Regions from separate parts of the Homo sapiens genome. Here region 2 is linked to region 1. A link is an interaction called in ENCODE POLR2A ChIA-PET data of the cell type or tissue named here. Cell type or tissue: IMR-90. All regions are shown on one strand.

Region 1 (2,500 bases):
CAAAGTAAAATAATTAACTATTTTCATTTGTCTATGATGTGTATTGTAATAATTCCCAACCCCCCCGAAAAAAAAAAAAAACAAATTGAAAGAATGGAACAATGAGCACACATATGCACACTTTCAAAATTTATCAACATTTTGTTCCACCTATATGCAGAGGTATAATTTATATTAAAAATGTGCTGTTTTAAAATAAAAAAGTTGAATGAGTTTTGATAAATATGAATAGTAATGTAAGAGAACTAGTACCATCAGAACATAGAAGACTTCTGTCTTCTGGATTTTTGCCATCAGTTCCTTTTTAGTCCATTACTTTACCTCACCCCAGTCCTTGGCAAAAATGTATTTATTTTCTTTTCCTTTGGTTTTACCATTTCTAGAGTATCATGTAAATGAAATAAGACTATATTTAGTGTTTTACATCTGGCTTCCCTAACATACTGCTTTAGAGTTGCCATTTTGTTGCATACATCAGTAGTTCATTCCATTTAATTGTTCAGAAGTATCTTATTGTATGGATATACTAAAATTTCTTTACCCACTTCCAGATTGAGGGAAACTGGTTTTTTCTTAGTGTTTGGCTATTATGAATAAATCTGTTATAAATATTTGTTTACAGGTCTTTGTGTAGTCCTACATTTGCATTTATTTTGAGTAAAAACCTAGAAGTGACATAACAAGATCATATGATAATTGTTTATGTAACTTTACAATTAGGTACTCTAATGCATTTCAGGTGTTCTACTCCCTCAAGAAACTTTCAAACTGTTTTCCATAGTGTCTGCATAATCTTGCATTTCTACCAGCAAGTATGAGTTTCATTTGATCCATGTAACCAAGACTTCGATCTATCACTTTTTTTTTCTTAAATTTTACCCATTCTGATGGATATACATGGGTATCACATCATGTTTTTAATTTGCATTTCGCTGATGAGAAATGTTGAAATCTTTTCATGTGTTTATTATTGGTATATATTCTTTATTGACATACTACTTCAAATCTTGTCTATATTTTGTATATGGTTTTCTTACTATTATTGAGTCCTAAGAGCACTTTTTAATATTCTGGGCACAGTGCTACTGACAATTTTCTTCAATTCTGTGGCTTGTGTTTACATTTTCTTAACGGTGTGTTTTGAAGAATGGAAGTTTCTAATTTGGTGACACCTGTAAACTGTAATAGAAAGTTTGATTTTATTTTGATCCTTTTGGACAGCTTTCATGCCCAACACATATCACTTTGCGTTGTGCCTCACTTCTATGAAAGCTGATAAGAAATTTCAGGTGCTCGGGTGGGTGCGGTGGCTCACAGCCTGGAATCTCAGCACTTTGGGAGGCCGAGGTGGGCAGATCACAAGGTCAGGAGATCGAGATCATCCTGGCTAACACGGTAAAACCCTGTCTCTATTAAAAAGACAAAAAATTAGCCAGGCGTGGTGGCGGGCGCCTGTAGTCCCAGCTACTCGGGAGGTTGAGGCAGGAGAATGGCCTGAACCGGGGAGGCGGAGCTTGCAGTGAGCCGAGATTGCGCCACTGCACTCCAGCCTGGGCGACAGAGCAAGACTCGGTTTCAAAAAGAAAAGAAAAGAAAAAAAAAAAGAAAAGAAAAGATAAAAAAGAAATTTCAGGTGATCAACTCCCTTATTTGTTGTGGGCAGGAAGCTCAAATCAAGGAAGCCCCAGCTCATGCAGGAAAACCCTAGCTCCACCGCATAATCAGAATAAAACACCAAAGCCAATCACTTCTTGCTCTAGAAGTTTGTGTTGATTTTCCCAGAAAGCCTCATTATGAGAGCTGAGGCGGGAAGATCGCTTGAGCTCAGGAATTTCAGATCAGCCTAGGTAAAATAGCAAGGCCCCATCTCCAAATAATAATAATAACAATTAAGGAATTAGCCTATTTCTGTCCTCTTGGTACACGTGTGGCATCATCAGTCTTAATATTTGTATCAGTTGTCTATTGATACTGTAACAAATTACCGAACACGTAAACTGACTTTAAAGAGCACAAAGTTATTGTCTTAAGTGTTCTATGTTTTAGAAGTTTCACTGGATGAAAATTCATGTAGTGGCAAGATTAATGAACTTTATGGAGTCTGTGGGAAATAACTAATTGCTTTGCTTTTTCCAGCTTTGAGATATCACTTGTAATCCTAATACGATAGCTTCTTTCTGCAACTTCAAGCCCCCAGTGTTGCATCTTCAAATGTCTTTCTGACTCTGGCCCCTCTCCTTCCATATTCAACTTTATTCTTACATCAAGTCCACACAAATAATCTGGATTATTTTCCCATTTTGAGGTCCGCTGCTTAGCGACCTTAATTCTATTTCCACCTTAATTTTCCTTTATTCTATAAATTAACATATCCGCAGGTTATTAATCCTCAGAATAGATATTCCTTTTTGCCTAGGTGTCCGTAGGGTTTTTAAACTGGCACAATAGTTCACACTTGGCTTTTAATAATTTGGTAAAAGTACAGGCTTTTTTTCTTTTT
Region 2 (2,500 bases), 860 kb after region 1:
AGAGACTGAGCCCGCTTCCCCGCCTGTCGGGTTTCGGGACCAAACGCATCTCGGGCTGCTGGGCCCCGGAAGGACGCAAACCTCGGGCAGCAAAGGAAAAAGACCTCCCCCTCGCGGGCCCTGGGGCTGAAGGAAGAACTCGGTTGGAGGAAGGGAGGAGGAAAAGGAAACGCTCATCTTTTCCCGTTTTGTTTTATGTTTTGGTTTGGTTTGATTTTTCCTCCACTGAGCGCAAAACAGAATCAGCCGCGACTCTGGCTGGCCTGGAGAGCATCCATTATTTAATGAAAAACAAGAGATCATTTTTTTTCTTCTTCTTCTTTGAAATAAGTTCAGCAGCACTTCCCTCTCCCTCTCCTCCGTTCTTCTCCCTTGCCCAATTTACCCTCTCCACCATTTTTACCGTTCCCATGAAATAATTTTCCTCAGGTTTTATGTCTCGTGTATCAGGTTTTCATCTGCTCAAATGCCTTCAGAACATACTATTCCGCTAATGTGGACTTCCACTCCCAATGTTCCAGTCCTTTCCAGTCCAGGGATTTCTTTAATAGGTGAGGTTTGTCCTTCCCTTCCTTGGCCCTGTAACAGGAACACACATTTTCATTCCATGCCACTTGCATTCCAAACCCTTGCTGAGTTGCTATTTTGCCTGCAGGCTCTCAGAGAACATCAAAGGAATTTGGCTTTGACTGTCTTTAGACCCTGGGTTGGTCCCTATGGTGGAGCTGCTCTCTAGATTTGGAATCCGCACATCTTCACTCTTTTCTTTAAAGCCTATTTCAGTCCCCAGCAGTAAAACCATGTAAAATGCTGAGGCAAAGCTGTGAAGGAGGTTAGTTTGACTTATATACTTATATTCTGCACCTCCAACCCAGCTGTTGCCATTTTCTCTCCCCCCTCTTCTTTTTTCCTCATCTAATTTCTCCTCTTTGTTAGAACTTGAGTTTCTGGCATCCAAAAAGTTAATTCAACTTCCTTGAATCAGATATGAGAAAAGAGCTGGAATTTGACATTTTGGCTGTGTTGTAAAGTTGTATCACACAAGCATTCATTCAGCAAACATGCATTGAGCACTTACTATGGGCTAGACATTGAGAAGAGGCCAAGGTGCTAAAAACATAAATGAGGTTTCTATTGCATCACCTTCTCTCCTCCCACTGCCTTACTATCTCTTCCATTATAGCCATCTTTATCATCACCATTTTTTGTAATATTAACTAAGTCCTTAATATATGCCGGACATTGACGTAGGAGCTTTACATGTGTTTTGTCATTTCAATAATATAAGGATTATCTGAGATCAGCAGCATATTAGCTCCATTTTGTAGGTGAGAAAACTGAGGATTAAAGAAGCTAAGAAGCTTCCTCAAATGCACACATCTAACATGTGTTGATGCAGGGGGTTGTAAACCAGACAGTCTGACTCCAGACTTGTGGTACATCCCTTCTAAGGAGTCACTGTTTTAGTGGAGGAGTCAGACTTGTAAACAGATAAATGTATCAAAGAGGTAAGTGCTAAAGCTGTAGAAATACAGTGGCAGCAGTGACTAACACTGCCTAGGGGAATCAGGAAAGGCTTAACAGACAATTTGACATGTGAGGTGGGTCTTGAAATATGAGTGGGAGTAACCCAGTCAAAGGGATGGGAGTGGGAGGTACATTCAGGCTGAGGGAACCACATATGTAATTAAACGGTTGAGAAAGGCTGCCATGGTATGTTTAGAAAACAGTGAGTGAAGCGTAGAGTTCATGACAGAGTGTTGTGATATGGTTTGTGAAACCAAAAAGGGGCAAATATACAACTAGGGGCAAGAATGTCAAGGACTCTATAGATCTTGCTATTAAGTGTAGCTTTCATTGTGAAGATTAAATGACTCCAGCAGAGATTTTAAAGAAAGGAAGTGACATAATCAAATTTGTCTGTGTCTGTCTGTTTGTGTTAAGATGAGCAGGGGAAGTCTGGAGAATAAAGAGAAGAGCCAGATGGCAGGGACACTGGTTTTAAACTTGCTATATAGATATGAGAGGTGATGAGGGCCTGGGCTGGGAGTAGTGAAACTGGAAAAAAGGGATTTTTGCTTTCCAAAGAATATTGGCAATAAGACTTCTGTTTCTGGAATAAAAGGCTTTAGGTACAAAGAATTTCATTCAGAACAAGGAGGCCTCTTAAGAGAGCACCAAACCAGCCCTCTTCCTTTTATAGGTATAGTTAAAGTCTATGAAGCTTAGGAAGATGAAACCACGCAATCAACTAGTGGAAGAATAACAGCCACCTTTTATTCAGAGACTACTATTCACACATTTAACATTCTGTAATACATTTGACCCACATAACGACTTTTCAGGGTAAGTACAAAGCTACTCTTAACTGCGCTCAACAGAAGAGGAAGCTAAAGTCAAAAAGTTGATGAAGGCTACACAGATAGAGACAGAACAGGGATTTAAAATTATAGTTATCTAATCTCGCAATTTGTGTAGTTTTTATATGCCATGTGCTGAG

The links. Peaks named below come from ENCODE experiments on the same cell type or tissue, not always from the same donor. Only the 100,000 strongest peaks of a DNase experiment are listed, where the experiment ranks them.
Region 2: POLR2A ChIA-PET joins it to region 1 with 5 read pairs; 3 of 35 experiments call an interaction of 5 or more read pairs at or near these places.

Annotation. Positions count from the first base shown.
Region 1 is chr3:104,491,950-104,494,449 of GRCh38, forward strand. No RefSeq gene overlaps it. Among named protein-coding and RNA genes, the nearest start is that of ALCAM, 870 kb to the right of the region's middle. In IMR-90, no CTCF peak of the experiment used is centred here; no DNase peak of the experiment used is centred here.
Region 2 is chr3:105,354,003-105,356,502 of GRCh38, forward strand. No RefSeq gene overlaps it. Among named protein-coding and RNA genes, the nearest start is that of ALCAM, 12 kb to the right of the region's middle. RefSeq lists an enhancer at 1-94. In IMR-90, no CTCF peak of the experiment used is centred here; a DNase peak (open chromatin) is centred at 1,459; H3K4me3 peaks cover 677 bases; H3K27ac peaks cover 889 bases.